Linked DNA regions of Homo sapiens: all the other regions are linked to region 1. A link is a loop called in an ENCODE intact Hi-C map of the cell type or tissue named here. Cell type or tissue: A673. All regions are shown on one strand. Links, peaks and the distances in the headings refer to the core of each region. The heading gives the core; the rest is flanking DNA.

The links. A loop is a pair of places that touch in the nucleus more often than their neighbours do. Peaks named below come from ENCODE experiments on the same cell type or tissue, not always from the same donor. Only the 100,000 strongest peaks of a DNase experiment are listed, where the experiment ranks them.
Region 2: it touches region 1 in a loop (9-fold over the local background); 6 of 110 quality-filtered maps call a loop at or near these places.
Region 3: it touches region 1 in a loop (4-fold over the local background); 3 of 110 quality-filtered maps call a loop at or near these places.

The regions. Positions count from the first base shown.
Region 1 is chr12:127,377,343-127,385,617 of GRCh38, reverse strand. No RefSeq gene overlaps it. Among named protein-coding and RNA genes, the nearest start is that of LINC02375, 41 kb to the right of the region's middle. RefSeq lists a silencer at 4,345-4,454. In A673, for the core only: a CTCF peak has its summit at 4,337 (motif pointing right); a DNase peak (open chromatin) is centred at 4,397; H3K4me3 peaks cover 434 bases; H3K27ac peaks cover 328 bases.
Region 2 is chr12:125,529,319-125,537,593 of GRCh38, reverse strand. All of the region lies in intron 4 of TMEM132B (transmembrane protein 132B), which reads right to left. Among named protein-coding and RNA genes, the nearest start is that of TMEM132B, 350 kb to the right of the region's middle. In A673, for the core only: CTCF peaks have their summits at 3,771 and 3,973 (motif pointing left); a DNase peak (open chromatin) is centred at 3,933.
Region 3 is chr12:126,878,638-126,886,912 of GRCh38, reverse strand. LOC105370061 (a long non-coding RNA gene) reads right to left here. Exons shown (of 3, transcript XR_945511.3): 2 at 1,395-1,499. Among named protein-coding and RNA genes, the nearest start is that of LINC02372, 8.1 kb to the right of the region's middle. In A673, for the core only: no CTCF peak of the experiment used is centred there; no DNase peak of the experiment used is centred there.

The sequences.
Region 1 (8,275 bases), core at 1,430-6,429:
AACCTGTCTCTATAAAAAAAAATACAAATAAAAAAATTAGCTGAGTGTGGTGGCTCTCTCCTGTAGCCCCAGCTACTTGAGAGGCTGAGGTTGGAGGATTGCTTGAGCCTAGGAGATGGAGGTTGTAGTGAGCAGAGGTTACACCACTGCACTCCAGCCTGGGTGACAGAGTGAGACCCTGTCTCACAAAAAAATACAATTAAAAAGTGGGAGGGAGGCATAAATAGACATTTAACCAAGGAAGAAATATGAATAATAAACACATGAAAAAATGTTCAGCATCATTAGCCATTAGGGAAATGCAAATTAAAACCACCATGAAGTGCCAGGAGTCAGAAGGGCTCTAATAAAAAGACAGTGACAACCCCAAGTGCTAGTGAGGATGCTTTCGTATTGCTGGAGTGAAGGTAATACCATAGCTGCTCTGGAAAACAGTTTGAAAGTTTCTTATAAAATAAAACATTTACTTACCAAACAGACCAGTAATCCTCACATTATTTGGCATTTATCCCAGAGAAATGAAAACTTATGTTCACACAAAACCCTGAACACACATTTTATAATTCCTTCACTTAAATTGTCAAAATACTGTAACAACCCAAATACCCTTCAGTGGGCTAATGGTTGGACGCACACTTGTGCATCTATAAAAAGGAATATTATTTAGTGAGGAAAAATAATGACGAGATACAGAGAACTACCTAGATGGACGAGGAAGATATTACACTTAGTGAAAAATACCAATCCAAGCAGATTATATACTGTGAAATTCCAAGTATAGAACATTCTCGAAATGACAAAACAACAGAGGTGGAGAACAGAGCAGTGGCTGCCAAGACAAATGGGCAGAAGTTTGGTAGGTGTGAATACAAAGACAGAACACAAAATAGATCTCTTGCAATGATGGAAGAGTCCTGTATCTAATTTTGCTTTTTGCTACACAAATCTATGGATGGGATTAAATTGTAGATAGAATCACACACATGCAAATGAATGCAGGTTGAAAATTTTTGAAAATATATCAATGTCAGTAGTCTGGTTTTGATAATGTACAATAACTCTGTAAGATATCACCACTGGCAGAATACTACACAAGGTTCTTTTTACTACTTTTGCAACTTCCTGTGAGTCTATAATTATTGAAAAATAAAATGTTTACAAGTAAAAAATAAAATAAGTGTAAGGTAGCTACGTGACTCTAAGATCAGTAGTCAGGATTCTCCCAGGAAGGCTATCTTTCGGCAGTTTATGAGATCTGGAGACAGTCAAAAGTTCTAATTAAAAATTAAACAAATTCAACTTTTCCAGATTCAATGTGTAAGCGATATAATGTGGTCTTTGTGTCTGGCTTATTTTACTTAGCATAATATCCTCCAGGTTCGTCCACGTAGTCACAATCACAGGACTTAAAAATTGCTAAAAGAATGATTTTAAATGTTCTCACTACAAAAATAATAAGTATTAGAGGTGATGGTTATGTTAATTAGCTTGATATAATCATCAAGCAGGTATGCATATATCAAAACATCACATTTCACTCCATAAATATATACAATTATTATCAATTAAAAATTTAAAAAGGCAGGGCACAGTGGCTCACGCCTGTAATCCCAGCACTTTGGGAGGCCGAGGTGGGTGGATCACCAGGTCAGGAGTTCAAGACCAGCCCGCCCAAGATGGTGAAACCCTGTCTCTACTAAAAATACAAAAATTAGCCAAGTGTGGTGGTGGGCACCCGTAATCCCAGCTACTTGGGAGGCTGAGGCAGAGAATGGCTTGAACCCGGGAGGCGGAGGTTGCACTGAGCCAAGATTGCACCACTGAACTCCAGCCTGAGGGACAGAGGAAGACTCGGTCTCAAAAAATAAATAAATAAAAATAAAAATTAACAAAAAAATGAGTTAAAAAAAAAAGGACTACCAACACCGGTCTTACTCTTTTCAGTAGCTTTAATAACTTGCTGTCATTCCAGAGCCAATTTCACAGTAAATCAAGAGAGTCATCATGACACACACACCACCACCACACCCTCAAACTTGCCAGGTTCCAGCAATGGGTATTTAAAGCCATATACACTTCCGTGCTTTGGCAGAAAAATTCTCCGAGTAAATATCAGCTCCTGTCAGAGAAACGCAGCCTGTGTAACACGAACAAAGCTGACCTCCCCAGAGAAGAAAGAAAACCCAGAAAGCATCAGAGGAGAAGAAACCACAAATGGATGTGGTTCATGAGCAGAGGGCAGCCCGTGGGTGTGTTGGGGGGCGGAGGGGGGGAGTGCGGCTTTCTGTGATTTGTTGTCATGTCGTTTTTAATCAACAAACTGCTGTTAGGCTTACAGGCTGCTGGGTCCTTGACTGGATTCCCTCCATTCGTCATACGGAAACCCCTCTTGTCTCAGCGACTTTCTTTTCCTGCCTGCCCCAAACCAGCCAGTGAATACGCTGTTCAAATGACCAGCAATAACTGTCTTTGTTGGGTGATATTTAAGGGCATGCACTTTGTAAATGTCGCTGTATGCAGTTACCGCTCAGTGGACCGCAGCTTTTCTATGGGATCCAATACAATTCAACTACTCACAGGTAACACACACGAGCACCAGTGAGCCCTTCCAGGGAACCGATTACCAAACTGTTCCCACAACAGGGATCAGATGTTACACCATTTCCTAACGCACATTCAAAAATATAGAGGCAGCCCGGTGCAGTGGCACATGCCTGTAATCTCGGCACTTTGGGAGGCGGAGGCGGGCGGATCACGTGAGGTCAGGAGTTCGAGACCAGCCTGGCCAACATAGTGAAACCCCGTCTCTATAAAAAAATACAAAAATTAGTCGGGTGTGGTGATGCAACGGTAATCCCAGCTACTCGGGAGGCTGAGGCGGGAGGATCACTTGAACCCGGGAGGCAGAGGTTGCAGTGAGTTGAGATCACGCCATTGCACTCCAGCCTGGGTTGACAGAGCCCAACTCCCTCTCTCAAAAAAAAAAAAGTTATATATATATATATATATATATATGCCCAAAAGAATTGATCCCAGAATGCAGGTTGACATCAGCTAAGTAGAAAAGAAAAAGGGAAAAAACCTTAAGATGTTTGGTTCAGTTGACCTGCAACTATTTGGGAAAACCTTTGCTGATGTATAATTTCTGAAGGTGAAAGGGAAAAATAGACCCAACTAAGAGAATTCAGGAAAGAAACAGGGGTGGTTGTCAGTCAGAGCAACAAAGTTGTGGAATTCCGGGTGCTTCAATGGCAGGGATGTGAAATGACAAATTTTTTAGACTCTGTCAATACCATTAATATTTATGACCCATCTCACACACACACACAAAAACCAGCTGTCGTGTGGCACATCCATCAGAGACTTCTGCCCTGGAATTGTTCTGCTTCGTTGGGTGATAAGCCCTGAATCACAAAATTGAGGACAATGATGTGAAGGATTTTATGCTGCTGTTTTACACCTCCTTAAAGGTGGTAAAATAATCAGAATTCTGTATTCTGAAGCAGTAACTTTCTTTAAAAAGTCACCTTTACTGTTGACAGGTGAACTAGATTACTGAATCACAGTGCCGAGTCATAAATAAGCACGTGTTTATGAGCAGTGAAAGAGCTCAACTTGCTCCCGAATTGCACCGCAGTCTCCTTTAATTCTGAGATTCTGCTAAGAAATGCCAAGCCTGAACCCTTGCCCCCAACGTATTTCTCTCCTTCTGTATCGTTCAATAAGGAACAATCTCTTCTCCACAGCAGGAGAAATGTGGAAATGCTTGTGGTTAAGTGAGGTCAAGATCTCTTGGTTTAAATCTTGCCTCACCTGTTACTTAAGCCTTATGATCTCAGACCTGATCCTCAGCTTTCTGGAGTCTTGGCCTTTTTTTTTTTTTCCTGCAAAATGGGTAATAGAATTCCCAGAACAATTATTTTGAGGGTTAAGTGAGGAAATTATGTATGTACAGTATGATACAAGTATATTATAAATGACAGCAACTTTTGTAAAATTAGGATTTCAGTGTGCTTAAAAAGGAGGAGCTCAAGAGTAGTGGTGAAATTGAAATGATTTAATGAGAAGGGTGGCTTGGTCCCTGACCATTAGGAGAGACGTGTCTATTACAGCCTCTCTGCCCTGCCTCCCACCCCTTATCCCAGGGCACTCCAGATGCACATCATCCCCGCCTGAGAGAAACAGCTAGGGAATGTTCCTAAACACTCCTTTTTCTTGCGTAGCTGATTGCAGAGCTCATTAGGCCTTTCGCTAAATGACTTGACTTTGACAAGGAGTAGAGATGGCGTTTTGATTGGCATCAGCTTCTCCTCCGGAAAAGGGCCTAGTGGGCGACGGTCCCGGCGCGCCCGCTAGATGGCGCCGCAGACCGGGTTGTGGCCGCGCCGGCCGCGCGCCCTCCCCTCCCCGCGGAGGCTCCCAGAGCCCCTGCCCGGCAGGTCCTCTCCGTGAACTCGCCGCGTCCTCAGGACCTGCGATTTCCAGGCCTTCCCGGTTTCCACCTGAGTGTGAGCAAATGAAGCCTCCCTCCTGCAGCCCGAGCCAGCGCTCAGCGCAGCCCCTGACCCCTGGCTCCTGGCAACCTGCTTCAGCCAAAATCTTAAGAGGCTTTATTACTTTTATTTAAAATGATGCATGCTCGTTATAACATTATTAAACTTAGGAAGAAAAAAATTCTAAGCGCAGCGCCCTCCAATACGACCATTAGACGCATGGATAAGTAACTGACACGTGGACATTATAACAATGAAATCCTACTCTATAAGTTGTATTCTATTTGTGAAAGTGTTCGTTTTTATTTATGATTATAAGAAGACAAAAAATCCAAAGTAGAGTTGATGTGTTTCATTAAAAATAGAGTATTCCATTGTATATGGTGTGTGTGTGTGTGTGCGTGTCTGTGTGTGTGATCACATTTTCTTTACCACTAATCCGTCCACGGGCACATCGGTCATTTCTATTTCTTGTGAATAATTCTGCAAGGAACATGTGAGTACTGAGATCGCTTTGAGATGGTGATTTTCTTTCCTTTGGATATATAACTAGAAGTGGGAATGGGAAATCATATGGTAGTGCTATTTCTAATTTCTAGAGGAACATTCATCCTGCTTCCCATAATGGCTGTATCAATTTACATTATTCAGCCTTTAAAAAAAAGAAAGAAATCTGCTATTTGAGACAACATGGATGAACCCGGAGGACATTATATTAAGTGAAATAAGCCAAAGAAAGAAAGACGAATACTGCATAATCTCACCTCTATGTGAAATCTAAAAAGTCAAACTCATGGAAACGGTGGAGGAGTGGTTACCAGAGGTCGTGGGATGGGGAAAAAAGGGGAGTTAGTGGCCAAACGGTGCAGACTTGCAGTTACAAAATGAGTAAGTTCTGAAGACCTAATGAACAACATGGTGCCTGTAGTTAATAACATGTTGTTTATTTGAAATTTACTAAGAGAGTAGAGCTTAAGTATTCCCACCACACAAAAAACAAAAAAATTAACTATTAATATATGAGTTGATGGACATGTCAGCTTAATTGTCTTAATCATTTCACAGTGTAAATGTTTATCAAAACATCACATTGTACATTTTAAATATGTACAACTTTTTTTTTTTTTCTTGAGATGGAGTTTCACTCTTGTTGCCCAGGCTGGAGTGCAATGGCATGACTCGGCTCACCGCGACCTCCGCCTCCTGGATTCAAGTGATTCTCCTGCCTCAGCCTCTAGAGTAGCTGGGATTACAGGCATGCGCCACCACGCCTGGCTAATTTTGTATTTTTTTAGTAGGCATGGGGTTTCTCCACGTTAGTCAGGCTGGTCTCGAACTCCGGACCTCAGGTGATCCACTTGCCTCCGTCTCCCAAAGTGCTGCGATTATAGGCGTGAGCCACCGCACCTTGTGAATTATACCTCAATAATGTTGAAAAAATACCAAAAATCCCCCAGAAAACATATTAACTGACAATGATATATTTTTAATTTTTAAAATACCCTGGTAATACTGAGGGGAAAAAAAGCTTGAATAAAAAGTAGATCAAGGTGTGGCACAATTAAGTCATTATTATGACCACAGTGGCTGCTCTCACTGCTGTGGCTACTAGCACCTCCACCGCCGTAACCTCTCCTTTCTGTTCCTTTCATGACACAATTTTAGCCCGTAGGATTGACTTCCTGTTTTGCAAGTGCAAGAAATGGCACTCTGAGACTTCACCCACTTCTCCTGTTAGATATTCGTTAGTTTTGTCATTTTTTTCGTGGCCGAGTTTGTGACATGGGTAACCTCTTATAGATCCTAATTCCCCCCTTCTGCTATCGTTGTTTCTCTGCTGGGGAACTATGCTAGGCTTCTCTTTCTCGTTCCGTTGGTCACTAACAGGCCATCTGATTCTTTCCATCCTCAGAGATGATTGGCATCTTTTATCTGCTGATAGCCCTATGTTGTTGCGAGATCACAACTTTCTGTTCATTTATTCTCATTTCAATGTGATCTAGAGGACAGATGAGATGCAGTGATTAGTCCGTAGTGTTCCTCACGTTCTTTCAAACTGTGAAATGCTGCTGAGAGTTAAGGTATTGATGGCAGTCATTCTTTACACACACCTTCACCGAGGGCCTGTGTGCTGACACTGGGCTGAAAGCTGGCATTGGATGAGGGAGGCCCAGTTCTTGCCATCAGGGATGTCAGCAAGGTTTTCTGCCAAGGAACAGAGTTCTCCTATTTTTTTTTTTTTTTTTTTTGTAAAATTCCTTTCACGAAGGAGGAAGAATTCTATTCCATGATTAAATACCAAGCTTAAACACCGTGAGTAAATACCAAGTATAAACTCTGAGCTCCTGGGGTGGAGTAATCATGCCTTTATGCATTTAGACTCAGTTGGAAAAGCTGCTGGGCTCTTTCCTGAGACAGATAAGAAGCAAGAGCATTTAGAAAAGACCGAGAGAGGGGTCACTGTGGACCTTGGGGGAGACATTTCTCACTTTCCCCAGAACCACCTTGGACTCTGGAAAATGTCCTCTTTGGCCAGTGATGGCTATAAGGTCCCACCCTCTCAGCAGAGGAGAGGAGCTTCAGTTGTGTCCAGTACTTTATGGAGAAGAGTCCAGTCTTCTTTTATACCAATTTTTTAATACTAAATGTGGCTTTGAAGCCACGTAAAACAGGTGCCGCTTGGTGAACACCTCCTGGGCACCAGGCAGGAGTTAGGCTCTGCAGTGCATGTCCACTAATCTCACATGCATTTGCTTTTCTATTAATATTTTTTAAAGCACCTTATTGTCGTAATCCATACACCATAAAATTCACCTCTTTACATGTACGATTAAATGATTTTTACTAAGGGTACAGGGCTGTGCAACCGTCACCACCATCCAGTTCCAGGAAATCTCCATCATCCCCAGAAAATCTTGTATGCCTGTTTGTCTTCCTTGCTCATTTTGCCCCATGAATCTCATTTCTGTCTCTACAGACTTGTCTTCTCTGGGTCTTTTATATAAATGGAATCTTGCAATATGTGGTATTTTGTATCTAGTTTCTTTCACCTAATGTAATATTTTTGAGGTTCACCCATGTTGTAGCATGCATAAGAACTCAATGCTGTTTCTTGCTGTCTATGCTAATGTGTGTAAATATCATATATGCTTATCAGTTCATCAGTTGATGGGCATTATTTTCCTATTTTTTGCCTCTTCTAATTAATACTTCTATAAATATTAGTGTACAAGAAGTTGTGCTGATGTTTTTTATTTTCTCTTGGATAGACAATTAAGAAAAATTTCTTCGTGAGACTAAATTGTGTCTAAATTTGTATCTATTCATTTATTTTTAACTTTTTATTTTGAAATAACTTAGACTGTATTTAGTTACACGAACAGGATAGAGGGGTCCCCTGTACCCTTTAACTGGCTTATCCCAATGATAAGATTTTGTATAACCACAGCACAATTTTCAAGATCAGAAAATTGATATTGATAACTTATAGACTTTTTATAATGTCATAAATTTTTCAGTGCACTGTGTTGTGGCTTTGTTTTGTTGGGTTTTGTTTGGTTTGGTGTAAAGTTCTATTATATTTTTTCTGCATGCACAGTGTCACATAACTGTCACCACAATCAGATATAAATACAGGGAGGCAGCAATTCATAGTCATCCCTTCCACATAACCCTAATGCCTGACAACCCCTCATAGGTCCTCCACACTATAATTTGTCATTTTGAGAATGTTCTAGCAATAAAATAATATCGTAAGTGTATTTTGAATCTTTCCCCATTCA
Region 2 (8,275 bases), core at 1,836-6,835, 1.8 Mb after region 1:
GCATCAATCAATATCTCTCGAACACACGTCCTCCTTCCTCTCCCAGTGATGCCCCTCACTGCAGCCATTGTCAAGAATGGATGTCCGCCCCAGGTGACTTAGAAGGCCACAGACCAACAACAAGGCAGCCAAAGTTCCCAGGAAGGCCCCAGGAACAGTAGAAGTAGCCAGAAGAGGTGCCAGCAGGTGGCTTTAATGAGTCTTTCTGCTGTCTGGAGTCTTCGAAAGCATTTGTGTTTTGTGTGTTGGTTCGTTTTGCTTTTGGAAATTTATCCTATTGCAGTGTTTTATGGGAAATGTTTTTAATGCTTAAACAGTTTTTGAAAGGCAATACCCTTGAACAACATGGGTTTGGACTGTGCAGTTCCACTTATACATGGATTTGTGGGATGCAAAGCCCGTGTATGAGGAAGGCCGACTCTTTGTATATGTGGGTTCCCCAGGGTCTACTTTGGGACTTGAGTGTGCACAGATTTTGGTATCATGGTGGTGTCCTGGGATCAATCCCTCAAGGATACCAGGGACAGCTGGACATATATCCCATTAATTAGATAATCAACAATGTTTCCATCCAAATCAGATACACTCTGATTTTTTTTAAAAAATCCCAAAAAGAGTAAAAAAAGATCTCAAAAAGAGTAAACAGTAAGGCTCGTATTGATAATATCATATCTCTTAGCTTGGTTTTAAAGGTATGGCATGCATATTTATTTACTGGTATTTTTTTTTCAGGATAATCTCCCCAGATTCACATCCTTAACCTAATGACAGCTGCAAAGCCCTATTTGCCATGTGAGGAAACATATCCACAGGTTCTAGGAATTCACATGTGGGCATCTTTGGAGGGCCACTATTCTCCCTACCACAATGGATATAAGGTTTTGCCCACAGCGTGATTTGGTTATTTTCAAATGATCCATCTGGTAAAGAAGGTGTCTTTAGATAATGATGAATAAACAACATCCACTGAATATCTACCATGTGCCAGGCAATGTTTTAAGCACTTACTTATATTAACTTGTTTAATCCTCACAACCAGTGTGTGAGGTGGGCACCATCATTGACTCCATATTACAGATGAGATGCACCTGAATTGAGTGGATGGTGCAGTGTTGGCGAGTGAGTTCATGGAAGTGCTGGATTTGAGTCCTAGCTATCTGCCAGCAGACTCTGTGGCCCCCCAGGAGGTTTATGGTACAAAAAACCGAATGATCACCCCTGGAGCCAACAGAATCTGCCAGCCAGTGCTGCTTCCTACTGAAGCTTCCTGATGCTTTACATTTGGGAAATTCAGATGGATGGCATCGTCCCTGGGAGATGGCGCCTCTTAAGGACAGCAGCCTCTGTTTAACTCTGACATGCAACCAACTCTGTGCAGCAGTCTGTCACCACCTTGCAAGGAAACTATGTGCGGATTCAGCCACACCTTGCAGAGCAAAGACCTGACACCCTGTCCTTCATTCTTAAAGGTCAGAGGAACAGCAAGGTTGGGGCCAGCTGATACATGGCATGTGGAAAACAGGGGCAGCTCCACCATGCCCAGATGCAACCCACCTCCCTGCAGAAGCAATCCTGGCTTGTTGTGGCTGCTTTTCATGGGGGAATTCTTAACAGCCCACAAGACACAGTCACAGAAGTCTGATGTGGTTGTAAAATCACAGAGTAGAGGCATAGTCCCCCAAGGAAAGTAGACTGTGTTCAGCCGCCTTTGGTTTCTTGCTGCCTGGACAGGTAGAAATTTACTCTATCTGCAAGCTCCCCTCTCCTGCAAAGAGTGTGGGACCTTACAACCATCACCTGTGCAAAGTGGACATTTTCCAGAATCAAAGGTGGTTCTGGAGAAAATGCAAAGGTGGGCAAGTCTGCCCCAACCCCTCTCTTGGTCTTTTCTAAATACTCTCTTGCCTTGTCTGTCTCAGAAAAGAATCCAGCAGCTTCTTCAGCTGAGTCTAATTATAGAAAGACACAATACCTTCATCCCAGGAGTTCAGCTTGGTCTTTAATCGTGGCAGAGAATCTTTCCTCCTTCATTAAAAAAATTTCACAAAAAAGTAGGAGAATTGTGTTCCTGGCAAAAAAGCTTTCCTGAAATCCCCGATGGCAAGAACTGAGCCTCCTTCATCAGGTGCTGGCACACAGGCCCTTGGTCAAGGTATGGGAGGAATGACTGGCAAACAACCCTTTAAATCTCAGCAGCATTTCACAGGTTACCAAGCCCTGTGGGACTCCCAGTTAAACACAGTGGGCTGGAAACTTGATTCATCTTTTCCCCCGCTCAGGATCTCATTAAAGTGAGACTAACAGAATGAAAAAGTCAAAAATTCTCAACACAAAGGGGCCATCAGTGACAAAAGAGATCAGTCTTTTCTGGAACAATGGCGGTAACTGATGAAGTGAGTAGGGATGCCTGTTATAGAATATGAACAACAAATTAATATTAAGTAGAAGCATTGGATTCTACGAGCAAATATAAATGTGATAAAACTTGGTGTAAATACATCTATTAGATATATAGGTTATAAACAATTAATAAATACCTAGGCAGAAGTCTCATGGTGCTGTTTATTCATCTGTCAGGGAAGAGAATTAATCAATAGCAGCGCTGTCCAACAGATCTTTCCTCACTGCTAGAAGATTCTATATCTGTGCTGCCAGATGTGGTAACCACTAGCTCCATGTGGACACTGAGCACTTGAAATGTGGCATGTGCAATTGAGAAACTGAATTTTTAATTTTATTTAATATTAATTTTAATAGCCACATGAAGCTAATGGCTACCATATTGGATAGCTTCAGGTTCTAAACTAAAATTAAATTGTGGCATCTGAAAGAGCGGATGTAACTATAATGGTAGTAGTGATGGTAGTAATAGTAATAATAAAAATAAAGTGGATGTAACTGTAATGGTAGTAGTGATGGTAGTAATAGTAATAATAAAAATAATGACTCTAATCACTGACTTGTTTTTACCATAAACCTTTTCCCTTTAATCATAGTAAGATGATTTTTGTTTACTGTTTTGTTGTTGCTATTGTTGTCTGGGTTTGGTTTGGTTTTGGTTGTGGGGTGGAAAATCTGAGACAGGTTCTTGCTTTGTCACCCAAGCTGGAGTGCAATGGCATGATAATGGCTCACTGCAGCCTCGACCTCCTGGGTGCAAGCAATCCTCCCACCTCAGCCTCTCGAGTAGCTGGGATTACAGGCATGTGTCACCATGTATGGCCAATTTTTAAATGTTTGTAGAGATAGGAGTCTCACTATGTTTCCCAGGCTGGTCTCAAATTCCTGCGCTCAAGCAGTCCTCCTGCCTCAGCCTCCCAAAGTGTTAGGATTACAGGCGTGAGCCACTGTGCCCAGCCAGCAAGGTGATTTTTAAAAAACCAGTATTCCTTGTAGTGATTAATGGTTTTTTGAAGTTCAGAAACTTCATATTAGATTATTTGTCTTCTCTTAAATGTAAGTAAAAGGAAGGACCTAGCCCTTAATAAAGAAAAAACCCAGCACACAGAATATGCTCCCATTTTCGTGAAGTATGAAGTTCGCCGGCCACTTGCGTGTCCAGCCACAGTCATCTCTCTGCCCATACGTGGACTTTGACTCCATACATGGAACAATAATTTTCCAGTATTACTGCTGGCTCTATCGGGGGTGCTGAGATTCTGATTTTTCCATATATTGTTTAAAAATGTTATAATGAGCATGCATCATCTTAAATAAAAATAATAAAGCCTATTAAGATTTTGGCTGAAGCAGGTTGTCAGGTGCCAGGGGTCACGGGCTGCGCTGAGCGCTGGCTCGGGCTGCAGGAAGGAGCCTTTATTTGCTCACACTCAGGGAAATCGGGAATCCCTGGAAATCGCAGGGCCTGAGGACGCAGCCAGTCAGGCCGGGCAGGGGCTCCAGGAGCCTCCGCCGGGGAGGGGAGGGCGCGCGGCCTGTACAAGCCGGTCTGCGGCGCCATCTAGCGGGTGCGCCAGGACCATCGCCCACGAGGTCCTTCCCCGGAGGAGAGGCGGATGCCAATCAAAATGCCATCGCGACCCCTTGTCAAAGTAAAGCCATTTAGAGAAAGACTTGCTGGGCTCTGCAATCAGCTATGCAAAGGGAAAACAAGCGTTTAGGAACATTCCCTCGCTGTTTGTCTCAGGCGGGGCTGATGTGCAGCTGGAGGGCCCTGGGAAGGGGAGAGGCTGTAATAATTATTTACAAGGTGCATCTATTCCGATTGGCCAGTGGCCACACCACCCTGCTATTAAATATGTTGAATTTCATCACTATCTTAAGTATTTCACCTTCAAACAAAAATAAGAAACAAACTCTTAACATTTATCATACATGTATTATGTGACAAGCAGTGTGCAAATACTGCTTCACTTCATCCTCATGATAACAAGGTTATTCTGGCTTCTGGTAGGAATTATATTACACTTTTTACAGGATAGGTAAGGGGGACTGTGTTGAAGGTCACACAGCTTTAAGCCAGGCTGGAATTGAACGACAGCAGCTTGATTTTCTTAAGCACATGCATCTCACATCTCCCCAGCTGTGGAGAAGGGGCCCTTTCCTGATCAGTACAGAGGCTGGCAAAGTGACTCGCTAGCAAGAACTCTGGTTTACCAAACATAAATATCAGGCTTGCAGCGGGCAACCCAACATCAAAGTGCTCAGAGACAGCCTGCATATTCACAACCCCCAAACTGTGATACATAATCTAGTTCGCTGTCAACAGTGACTTGTTTTTTTAAAAGAAAATTATTGTCTCAGAACACAGGTTCCTAAGGCCGGGTGTGGTGGTTCACGCCTGTAATCCCAGCACTTTGGGAGGCCGAGGGGGGCAGATCACCTGAGGTCAGGAGTTCAAGACCAGCCTGGCCAACATGGTGAAACCCCGTCTCTACTAAAAATACAAAAATTAGCTGGGCATGGTGGCGCACACCTATAATCCCAGCTACTCAAGAGGCTGGGGCAGAAGAATTGCTTGAATTCAGGAGGCGGAGGTTGTGGTGAGCCAAGATCGCACCACTGCACTCCAGCCTGGGCAACAGAGTGAGACTCTGTCTCGAAAAAAAAAAAAATACAGCTTCCTGATTATTTTACTACCTTTAAGGGGTTGTAAAATAGGACCATAAAATCCCTTGCATAATCACTCTCAATTTGGGGATTTGGGGCTCACCCAACAAGCAGGACAATTCCAGGGCAGTATTTTCTGACGGATGTGCTGCATGACAGCCATCCTTGTGAGACAGGTCATAGATATTAATGATATTGACAGAGTCTTTAAAAATTTGTCATGTCTCATCCCTGCCGCTGAAGCCCCTGGAATTCCACTACTTTGTTGCTCTGACTGACAACCACCCATTTCTTTCCCGAACTTGCTTAGCTGGGTCTATTTTTCCCTTTCGCCTTCAGAAATTATACATCAGCAAAGGTTTTCCCAAATAGAGGCAGGTCAACTGAACCAAACATCTTAATGGGCTTTTCCCTTCCTTTCCACTGAGCTGACTCCAGTTCACTCTCCAAGAGCAGTCCCTGTAATATTGTTATGTTTTTAATGTAAGTTAGGAAACGGCATAACAGCTAAATCCAGTTATGGGGCCACTGTGGCAAGGGGTTTACTAAATGGCCTCCCTGGCACTATGTGCTGGAATAACAGTGTGGGTAGTTGGCTTGCAGCGCCAGGAGAGCCACAAGTAGGGTGCCCACTCTGCACCAAGTGCTACGGCGGCATTTACAAAGCACATGGCTTTCAGCTCAGCCGACAAAGACGGTTACTTGTGGCCATTTGTAAAGTGCACCCAGTGGACAGGCATTCTCCTTGACAATTTAAAATTAGTCCTTTCAGCTGTGAGAGGGTAGGATCAATCAGGTGAAATGGTGCGTATATAACTGAGGTTATGGCTGTTTGCAGAACACCTTGCTCATTCTGTTATATTAGAGAACCTAAGAGACAGAAACCTTCAGTCTATTCTAGATACCAACTGCCAAATGTTTTGTGTCTTCCTCAACGGTAATTATACTGACAAACTTGTAGTTTTGTGGGAAGGGGGAGAAACACAGACCTTCCAGGTAGGCTATGACATCAGGGTGACACAAAAATAATTCTCAGGCCAGGCACAGTGGCTCGCTCCTGTAATCCCAGCACTTTGGAAGGCCAAAGTGTGAGAATCACTCGAGCCCAGGAGTTAGAGAACAGCCTGGGCAACATAGTGAGACTTTGTCTCTACAAAAAAATAAATAAAAATCAGCCGGGTGTTGTGGCATATGCCAGTAGCCCCAGCTCCTCAGGAACCTGAAGTGGGAAGATCACTTGAGCCTTGGAGGTTAAGGCTGCAGTGAGCTATGAACATACTGCTGCACTCCAGCCTGAGTGGCAGAGCAAGACTCTGTCTCAAAAACAAAAACAAAAACAAAACAAAAAGAAAAGAAAAAGAAAAAATAAAATAACATTCAAAGACAGTAAAAGTTCTGTCCTGTCCTGATTAGCAGAGTCCAGTCAACACGACTGAGTGTGAGTATTGTGTAGCTGAGTGAATGGCTGGAGATTTAGCAGCCTGGCAGAGTCATCATCTGGAACTCCAGTTCTCACTGCACACGCGAAGGTGCAGTGACTGGGCTGCCCCGGATCTAAGTGGTTAATGGCACTCATGTAGCCCCCCGCCTGCCTCTTATACCTATAGTGAGCTAGTGTCCCCCTAAAATTCATGTTCACTGACAACCTCAGGATGTGACCTCATTTGGAAATAGAATTTTTGCACATCATTAGTTTAAATGAGGTCATACTGGATTAGGGTGAGCCCTCAATGCAAGGACTGGTGTCCTTATAAGGGGAGGACACAGAGACACAGACACACACACACAGCTTATGTGATGACAAAGGGAGAGATGAGGGCAAGGTGGCCACAGGCTAAGGAACGCCTGGAGCCAGCGGAAGCTGGAAGAGGCAGGGAAGACTCCTTCCCTGGAGGCGTCAGAGGGAGCACCTCCCTGCTAACACCTTGATTTCAGACTTCTGGCCTCCAGAGCTGTGAGAAAATAAATTCCTATTGTTTTAAGCCACCTAGTTTGGGGTAATTTGTTACTGCAGCCCTAGAAAACTAATATAGCACCCAAAACAGACATTGTTTACTGATTGGCATCATTTTTCCTGCCTAACATAGCGCTGCAGCAGACGACCATTTGGCACATGATGTAAAACCCACTTCCCACCCCCAAACCAGATGGAGCTTTACAGGATGCATCCTAGTTGGGGGTCGGGGAGTGGAGGAGAGACAGAGAGAAAGAGAGAGAGAGAGGAGAAAAGAAAAGAAATGGAAGCAACCTAAATATTCGTCAATAGGGAAATGGTTTAAAAAAAAAAAAACTATGGAATAACCTACTGCAGAATATAACAGTTTTTAGATAATAATTAAGCTCTATTCATATTAGCACAAAAGGGCTCCAAAGCATGTTGTTGACTGTAAAGAATATTACACTCAACATAATGCCATTTGTTTTAAAATGCAACCACACATAAAGCCGTACCAAGGATTTTCTGCAGCCCCACATACATTTGTTTGGTTTTGTTACAGACAGGGTCTCGCTCTGCGGCCCAGGCTGGAGTGTGGTGGCACAATCACAGCTCACTGCAGCCTTGAACTCCTGCGGCCCCATATATATATGAGAATGTAGATACATAGAAAGATAACGTTCTGGCTAAAAGAAATAAAATGATACACAATCATTCATTTGGGTGAGGCAGCAGGAATTAGTGAGCAGCCAACGGGCACTTATCTGTGATGTTTTAGGAAGATGTATTCAAGCACTGTTTAGATTTTAAAGTTTTACACAAAACAAAAGACGAAAGACAAGACATAGACTGCTCCAGAAGCCTTCAAACCTTTCTAAAATGCCCTCCTACTTATGGCTTCCCAAAGCTGGGACAGACCCCAAGGGCCCATGTGGCACCTGCTGGCCCTTCCTTGGGGTAAAGCACCCCTACTCAGCACTGGAGACTCCACAGACAGAGGCTACCCCCGTCTGAATCCCAGCGACCAGCAAAGTGAGTGAGCACAGGACACACAGAGGTGGGAAGGCAGAGAAAGGCTCTCTTGACAGGAAGGAGAGCTTTGCAAGAGTCAAGTCCCTGTTGGCCTTTGGGGCCACCAGGCAGAATCATTCAAAGAAAATAAAAGGCCTCCTGGGTACTTAATAAGTTTCAGGCCGGGCACAGTGGCTCATGCCTGCAATCCTAACAATTTTGGAGGCTAAAGTGGAAGGATTGCTTGAGCCCAGGAGT
Region 3 (8,275 bases), core at 1,836-6,835, 500 kb after region 1:
GATTTTGTTTTTAAGAGTTTCAACTCATTGGCTTCGGCCCTAAAGCTTCAATATAACAAATGGTGTTTATTAGGTAAAGATGCCTCATGTATCTCTCCTGAAAAAAGCAGCGACTCTTTCATTGCATTTCATCTAGCTGAGTTGCCTAGAGATTAAATGCCTTTTAATAATACCTGTTGAACTTTTTCTATATCTCTGTGCTGCCTTAGCCACAAAATCCATTTAGTCATTATTTGCTGCCACACTAGAAAGAGGTTTCCCGGAGAAGAAGAAATTCTACCTGTGGACCACAGCTCTCGGCCCTTAGAGTTTCTTGCCTGCCCTTTCTGACAGCCTGCCCTGCAGATTTCAGATTTGCTTGGCCAGCCCCTAACACATGAGCCAATTCCTTGGTACCTTTCTCTCTCTTTTTCTTTCTCTCTCTCTCTCTCCTTTTCCCTGCCCCATGTCCTACTGCTTCTATTTCTCTGGAGAACCTTGACTGCCTACTAATAGGTCTGTTAGTTAGAGTCACTAGGCTCTGATCAAATTCTCTTTCTGCTAAAATCTTCCTCCAAATTTGTTAAGTCACCAATTCCTGCTTAGACAGGTAAATGGGGAGTAAAAATGGTAGGTGCCTGCTGGGTGAGGTGTCAGATCTCAGGCAACAAAAAGTGATTTACTCATGGGTAGTAAGAAGAATTTACCAACAACAGTATAGATTTGAAAAGGAAAGGGCTTTTTTAAACTTTTATTTTAAGTTCTGGGGTACAAGTATAGGTTTGTTACATAGTTTAGTTTGCTAAGGAGAATGGCCTCCAGCTCCATCTATGTCCCTGTGAAGGACATGTTATCTTTCTTTTTTATGGCTGCATAGTATTCCATGGTGGTGATTCCTCAAAGACCTAAAGACAGAAATACCATTTGACCCAGCAATCCCATTACTGGGTATATACCCAAAGGAATATAAATAATTCAGTTATAAACATACATACGTGCATATGTTCATTGCAGTACTATTCACAATAGCAAAGACATGGAACCAACCTAAATGCCCATCAATGATAGACTGGATGAAAAGGAAAGTTTTATTAGAAAGAAATAATGCTGCAGAGGAGTTCAGTGGGAGCCTCAGCAAGAGAGAACTGAGTCCACCGCAGTGGATGTTCCTTAGGGGTGTGTATGGACCTTAGAGCAGGAGCTTAAGGGTAAGTTGGGACCATATTAACTATGTAGGTCATGATAGATGATTACATTTTTAGGCATTCTGGTGCCTTGATGTCATCAAGGGGTGCAAAATGAGTTTTGATGTATATGCATTCTGGAGCTGTATAGAAATTGTAGTTACTTATAAATTTTGGGGAAAGAAGGCTGGTACCAGATGCCTGCTTTGGATAATAGGGAAGTCTAATTACTTCTGAATTCTTCAGTTAAGGAGCTTTGCCTCTGGAAGTCCGGCTTGATGAGCACCAGGTGATCTTTGCTCTCCTCAGTATCCACTCCTGGTCGAAACTCTCACTCTGAAAGGAACAAGCAAACTAAGTAATGAAAATCCCGAAAGCTGTGCAGCTACAACTTTTCTAAAGTTCACAATTTGTAAAATTATTCAATCAAAATTACAAACCTCACGCATTGCTACAAAAATGTAATGTATATAAATGAATTATTGTGGGGTGAGGTGTATGTGATAACATTATAAACTCTTCCTTCTCAAGCAATATATTTCACTGATTACAGGATGGTGTGGTTTTTTTTTTTTCATGAAAGAATAACCTACTGCTGGAAATATGAAAACTGATTTTAAAGATTCCCACTGTCCTTCATAATTCATCATTGTATATAACTAGGTGAAATTTATGTTACCTAACTGGATTTGGTAGTGCAATTTGGCAGTTAATTATTGTAAAATTGTGTTTGTAACCAATAGTGACTGTAATTGGATGTCAAGTTTAATTGTGGCTTGAAACCTAAATGGCATGTCCTGGGAGACACCACGTCCTAGACAAGGTGCCTCAATGTCAGCCAAATACCTCCTCACATGGGCTGTGTTTTTGTTCACAAGATTGGGAAAACATATGCTATGGTTGATATCATCAATATGTAATGAAAACATATGCTATGGTTGATATCATCAATATGTAATCAACACAAAATAAGGCAGCTCCCAAAAAAAAGACGTGACCAGCCAGACCATAACATTCCAACGTGGAAATGAAAGACATCATTTTTTTGCCTGCCATTAAAAGAAACCAGATCTACAGAAAGAAAGGGAAATGCAGGGGGGCAGAGAAAAATAAATGTCAGAAAAAGCCTCAGAGCTTTTTGGTTCCCTGTTACAGAGACCCCATTCCAGCTTAACTTTTGTATTCAATGTGACATCTTACTTCTCATAATAAATTGTCCTTTTAAGCTCTGCTGACTTGAGAAGGTCTCTTTCACATACAGCTGTAGGATGCTAACTTAAGTAAGTATCTGGTGGACACTAGACTCATAGAATGGCTAAAACCAGATGAACCTGGTCAATTAACAATAAAAGCTCAGAAGTCATAAATGTGTCATACAGTAGTAGAGTTTGTTATCCCTGAAAATTGGAAAGTTTGTACATATTTCTCCCATGGGTTCTTATTTTAACATACTTGTTACTTATAAAATGTTAGACATAGAAGGAGATTTTTTAGATTATCTAGTTCTGTAAATCACACTATCCAGAATAACTCTTGCTTTGGGGGATATGTGACCCATTTTGGAGGGGAAGACAGCCTCCCATCTAATCAGCCTTTCGTTTGCTGGGTGGTCCCCACTCTGTGACTCCTGATAAGGGCTGAGTTTTAGATCCCTTTGATGATGTCAAATGAGACCACAAATCTTCCTGCTTTCTGCCAGCTCAGACACAGGAAGGACAGCTAGACTTGACCCACTGAATTCCTGCCCTGAGATTTGCATCCAGAAGCAGGCACATGAGAACAGAGCCAGCAGGGACACGAGAACAGAGCCAGCTGGCAGCCCCAGCGTCCAGTTCACAACTGCATTGCTCCTTGGCTACGTGGTCTGCCCAGCCCCCAGCAATTCCAGCTGGCTTCCTCTTTGCTGTTAGTGGATTTGGGGAACTACCCATTAATTTTCAATAAATTCATTTTCTGTTTAAGTTACATCAACCCTGTTACCGTTATTTGCAGCCAAGTTCCCTGGCTGATACCATAACAGAGGGTCACTCAGCTCCCCTGTGTCCTGCCTGAGACACAACTCATTTTCCAGGGTAATCCAGTTCACTTTTGCATAGCTGTTGTTATGAAGCCTTTTCCCTAATGCTTTTACCCATTGTTTATAGTTTTGACTTTTGCAAACATAAATCTATGCGTTCATTCTTTGGTTACGAGTAGCATAGGTTTCTTGGAGGTTACATAAATTAGGGTATTTATATGGACGAAAGAGAGAAGAAACAAAAAAAAAAGAGAAAGGGAGAAATGACAAAGGAAATAATAAAGAAAGGTAATCTAAATGGTTCGAACGTACTATCCACAGTATGAGCAAATGCCCCAGAATGAACCCAAAATGCATGCAGTGATCCTGTTGTCCCCTCTGTCTTGGTCCTGTGCTGTCTCTGAGTCTGAGCGTCACAACATCCTGAACATGACCCTCGTGTTTTCATACTACATGGCCCTGAAGTGCCAGGCACCCTCTCCCTTTGGAGATCAGCTGAAGATCAGCCATTCAGCCCCAACACTGGAGGGAAATTGGCTGCACTGGACATGCAGAGAGATTCCCTTGTCCTATACTTTTAAGTATCTTAAGGGATGCCCAAGGGTAATTCTGATTGCTTTTGCCATCAAGACTGAAGCAGTATTTTTCTCTGTATAGCCACGTGACTTACTTACTCCCTATCTCTCTGAAGTCTTTTCTCCAGTGGCAGCTTATCCAAAAAGGGTCTGTGGACCATTACGTTGAAACAGTAAACCCTGTTCCTGACCACTGACTTCAAATGTACATTCCCTGTATACTTTTCTCAATACCATGTTTTTCTGTCTGCCTTGCCATATTCATTTACTTGTGACATATGAAAAAATTTTTTTCCCTATACAAAAATATAAGCTCCTCGGCCAGGCGCGGTGGCTCACGCCTGTAATCCCAGCACTTTGGGAGGCCAAGGTGGGTCGATCGTGAGGTCAGGAGATCGAGAGTATCCTGGCCAATATGGTGAAACCCCATCTCTATTACAAATACAAAAATTACCTGGGCATTGCGGTGCGTGCCTGTAATCCCAGCTGCTCGGGAGGCTGAGGCAGGAAAATCGCTTGAACGTGGGAGGCAGAGGTTGCAGTGAGCCGAGATCGCGCCACTGCACTCCAGCCTGGCAACACAGCAAGACTCCGTCTCAAAAAAAAAAAAAAAAGTATATATATATATATATATATATATATATATATATATATATATATATATATGAAGGACAGAAAACACATCATTCTTTGTATTCTATAACCTCTGCAGGTAGAGTGAGTGATGGCTGTCACAGAGCAAGTGTACAATAAACACTAAATGAGCACGTGCGTAGATACCTATTATATAAACTCAACTCACAGGCAGCCTGGGAGAGCCAGCCTCTCATTCTCTCTCTTGCTTTCAGAAAAGGCTCCAATACAATATTTATTTCTTCCTGTGAATTCTGTTACCTTTCCCACTGGATTAATTGGTGAAAACATTTAACACAGACTGAACAAATTGCGCTTCCATGAGAAGGGAGAGCTGTGTATACGTGGGTGGGGAGGGTGTCAGCTAGAAAGTGGTTGCTGGAAAACCACAAACAATGTTCCATTGAGTTGCAATGATAACAGAGATGTCAGATTGACTTTACAGTTAGAGCTGCATCTTAGAGGACCTAAAAGAAGCTGGGCACGAATGTCTAGGTTGTCTTTGGAGAGTTCTCTTGATGTAAACAGATCCGTCTGCTGAAATCCCAACTCTCTCACGGGCTACGCGATAATGAACAATTTTATCATAGTTCCGTGCCTCTGTTTCTATATCTCTGAAATAGGAATGAGGGAAGTTTCTATAATACCTGAGGGGGCTAATGTGAGAATTACATTCATTCATGTATTCACAGATATCTATTTAGAAACTCCTACGTTGCAAACATTGCTTTACTTATCAGAGATACAGTGGAGAATAAAATAGGAAGAACCTCTAACCTTAAAGTGCATAAATACATAAATAACAAGGGTGTTTCAGGTAGTGAGAGGTGCTGTGTAGAAGACAAATAGGGACCGGTTTAAATCCATGTGCGTTTGTTAACCGTGGCTGTGACGATGCTGCCACCAACCACAGCACCTCAGAGCCCAAGCAGTCATCATTTGCGGCTCATGCGTTTGTGGATTACCTGGGCACTGGCTGATCTGTGCTGGGCCTGGCTGGGGTACCTTGTCTTCAAATAGTTGTGCTCTGTATGGCTGTCACGTTTCTCTTCAAACCAATCAGCCCAGGCATGTTGTGGCACAGGAATGGCAGAGGTTTGTGACAGACCGTGGAAAATTCAAGGCCCTTTAAACATACACTAGCGCAGGCAGTCTACCCCTTGCACCTCGTTCTATTGCAACACAGTTGACATGACGGAACAGAAATTCAAGGGATTAATAAATACATTCTGCTGTTTTGTTGACGGGAATTTGAGGCTCACAATGGAACATGGCACGCGCAAAGGGATGGCTTAAGGAATTAGCACCAATGATGCAACTGATCCCAGGGGCCCTTCTGAATAGTCATGCTCAGCAAAAGCCTGAATCGCTGGAAGAATCTGAGCTAGAAAATATCTGTGTTACAAATGTCCAGGTTGAGAAAAGTCCTCCAGCGGAGGAACTAATTTAGGGAAAAGGTTAGACAGTAAATGGAATACAAAATGGCCGGCGAGTCCCAAGTGTCTTGAGCCAGGGAAAGACCAGGGATTGGTGGCAGCTGGCTGCACCCTGGGCTGGGGGTCCGGGGCCATGCTACTTCTGCATGCTTAGAGGACATGTAAACCACAGACAGGGAACCTGGTCCCGAAAAGTTCATTTTTCCCTGCTTGCTCTACTGAAAATAAAGACAGTGTATAAAATATCATGTGTATATTATATAGAGACCTCTTGAAAAGGTGATAAATTCTTGTGATTTGGGGCACAAAGGTGGGAAGCAAATCTTATTTTATTGCTCAGTAATCCATCCTGCTCAGCCTATCTCCCTTCTTAATTTCTGACAATCCAGGGGATCTTCCCAAGTCTCTGCCTGGGGCTGTGTTTGGAAAAACAAGGTCACATGAACCATTGGGTAAAAGTGAGGCAGGAATTTCTCAGCATCGCTGACTCTGTCCTTAACGGCAGGGAGAGTCTCTTCTGTAGGGGTGTAGGGTCTTGGGTACAAACAGGTTCCTGCTCAGTCACAGGGACGGCATTACTCTCTTTTGTATCGGTACAGATGCCCCTTGTGTGGGGCATTCTTAGGCATTCAAATTCCAACTGACGTGGTAGCTCAATTGTATCTATTAAGAATTTGCTCAAATGTTATTTCATTGCTTGTCTAATGTTATAGCTGCCTCCTTTGCCTACTGTGCTTTGCCAAATGTTGTGTGTCTCGCTCCTGTAAGAGGAACTTGTCACTGAAATTTACCTCACCACTTTCTACCGAGATCTCCGTTTTCAAAGTTATTGTGCTTATGTTGATTAGCCATTTTATTTTCTTATTGTTAACATGAGAGTAACATATGCATGCAGCTTTCATTTTTCTAAGGAAAAGCCAAACTTCATAATTTTTTGAATGGAATTAATAAAAACCAATTAATCATGGCTATGCCTACAGTGCCATGTTCAACAACAGATGCTTCCCATAGTAATTAGGTTGGAATAATAACAGGAGAGGAAATGCCCAGTCATTCGTACTGCTAAGAGTGCTGACAAGACTGTTTCATCAATAAAACCACTGGGAGAGGAGTTCTTAGCATCCAGGGCTGGCAATGATTTACCGTGTGCCTTTAGTGGAGCCATTCCAACTTCCTGCCTCAGTTTCCTCAACAAAACATAAAGAAATAACATAGTTCCTTCTTTTTTTTTTTTTTTTTTTTTTTTTTTTTTGAGATGGAGTTTCGCTCTTTTTGCCCAGGCTGGAGTGGGATGGCACGATCTCGGCTCACCGCAACCTCCGCCTCCCGGGTTCAAGTGATTCTCCTGCCTCAGCCTCCGGAGTAGCTGGGATTATAGGCATGCACCACCACGCCCGGCTAATTTTGTATTTTTAGTAGAGACGGGGTTTCTCCACTTTGGTCAGGCTGCTCTCGGACTCCCTACCTCAGGTGATCCACCTGCCTCAGCCTCCCAAAGTGCTAGGATTACAGGCATGGGCCACCGCACCCGGCCCATAGTGCCATTTTTAATTTGACCACAAAACAACTATTTGGGAAAAATTGGTCTGCAAAAGGGTGGAGACAATGTGACAGTTCCCTTGTAAATGGCCTGCATTTTCCTTATTTAACTGTTATCCTTTGGATCCTAGATATACAAATCCGTCCCCTGAGCAACCTCGGGTTATTTATACACATTTTGGCTGCTGTCTGTAGTTCATTGAGCTCCTTTGTGTTTCCATCTTTTATCACATAGAGACAGTATATCCTGATACAGAGATGATTTCAAATCCTTACTTCCCCACTGTCTCCATAAGAAAGTGTTATGCAGCTTTTTGCATTTAGCCGGCCCATGTAGGGAGAGTTATGTAGCATCACGCTCGTAAAACACTTAGCAGACTATCTGATGCATTGTGCATGGGGGCGCTCACCAAATAAGTTGATGTTACCATCATTATTTTGAGGCTTCCTGGTGTGTGCAGGGGCACATAACACAAGTTGTGGCTGCCTCACCAGATGCAAGAGACAGGCCCCAAATTCTCCTGCTGTTTTCGTTTGTTTGCTTTTATGTCTTTATATATCGTGTCAGAGTGTGTGAGCAGAGTTTAAACTCAAGCCCACAATAACGACAACCAGCATGGGATAGACCTGGATCCATCAGACTGGTGAGAGGGACCCTGTTATGGGCTGGTCAGAGGGGCTGGAGACTGGAGTGGGCTTTACCTTCAGTACTGGGTGGAAGAAATTTCATCTCTTGCCATTCACAAGAAAGCCTTGTGCTTTGGAGGACTTACAAATGCTTCAGTGACCTTCCCATTCTGGCTGGTGGGAATTGGCACCTGTGTGAGCTCTGAGTACTTTTCCCTTACTCCCTTTGAGGTGGTTCTTCCTTGGCTAACCTCACATGCGTGCGTGGATCAGAATCCTGCTGAG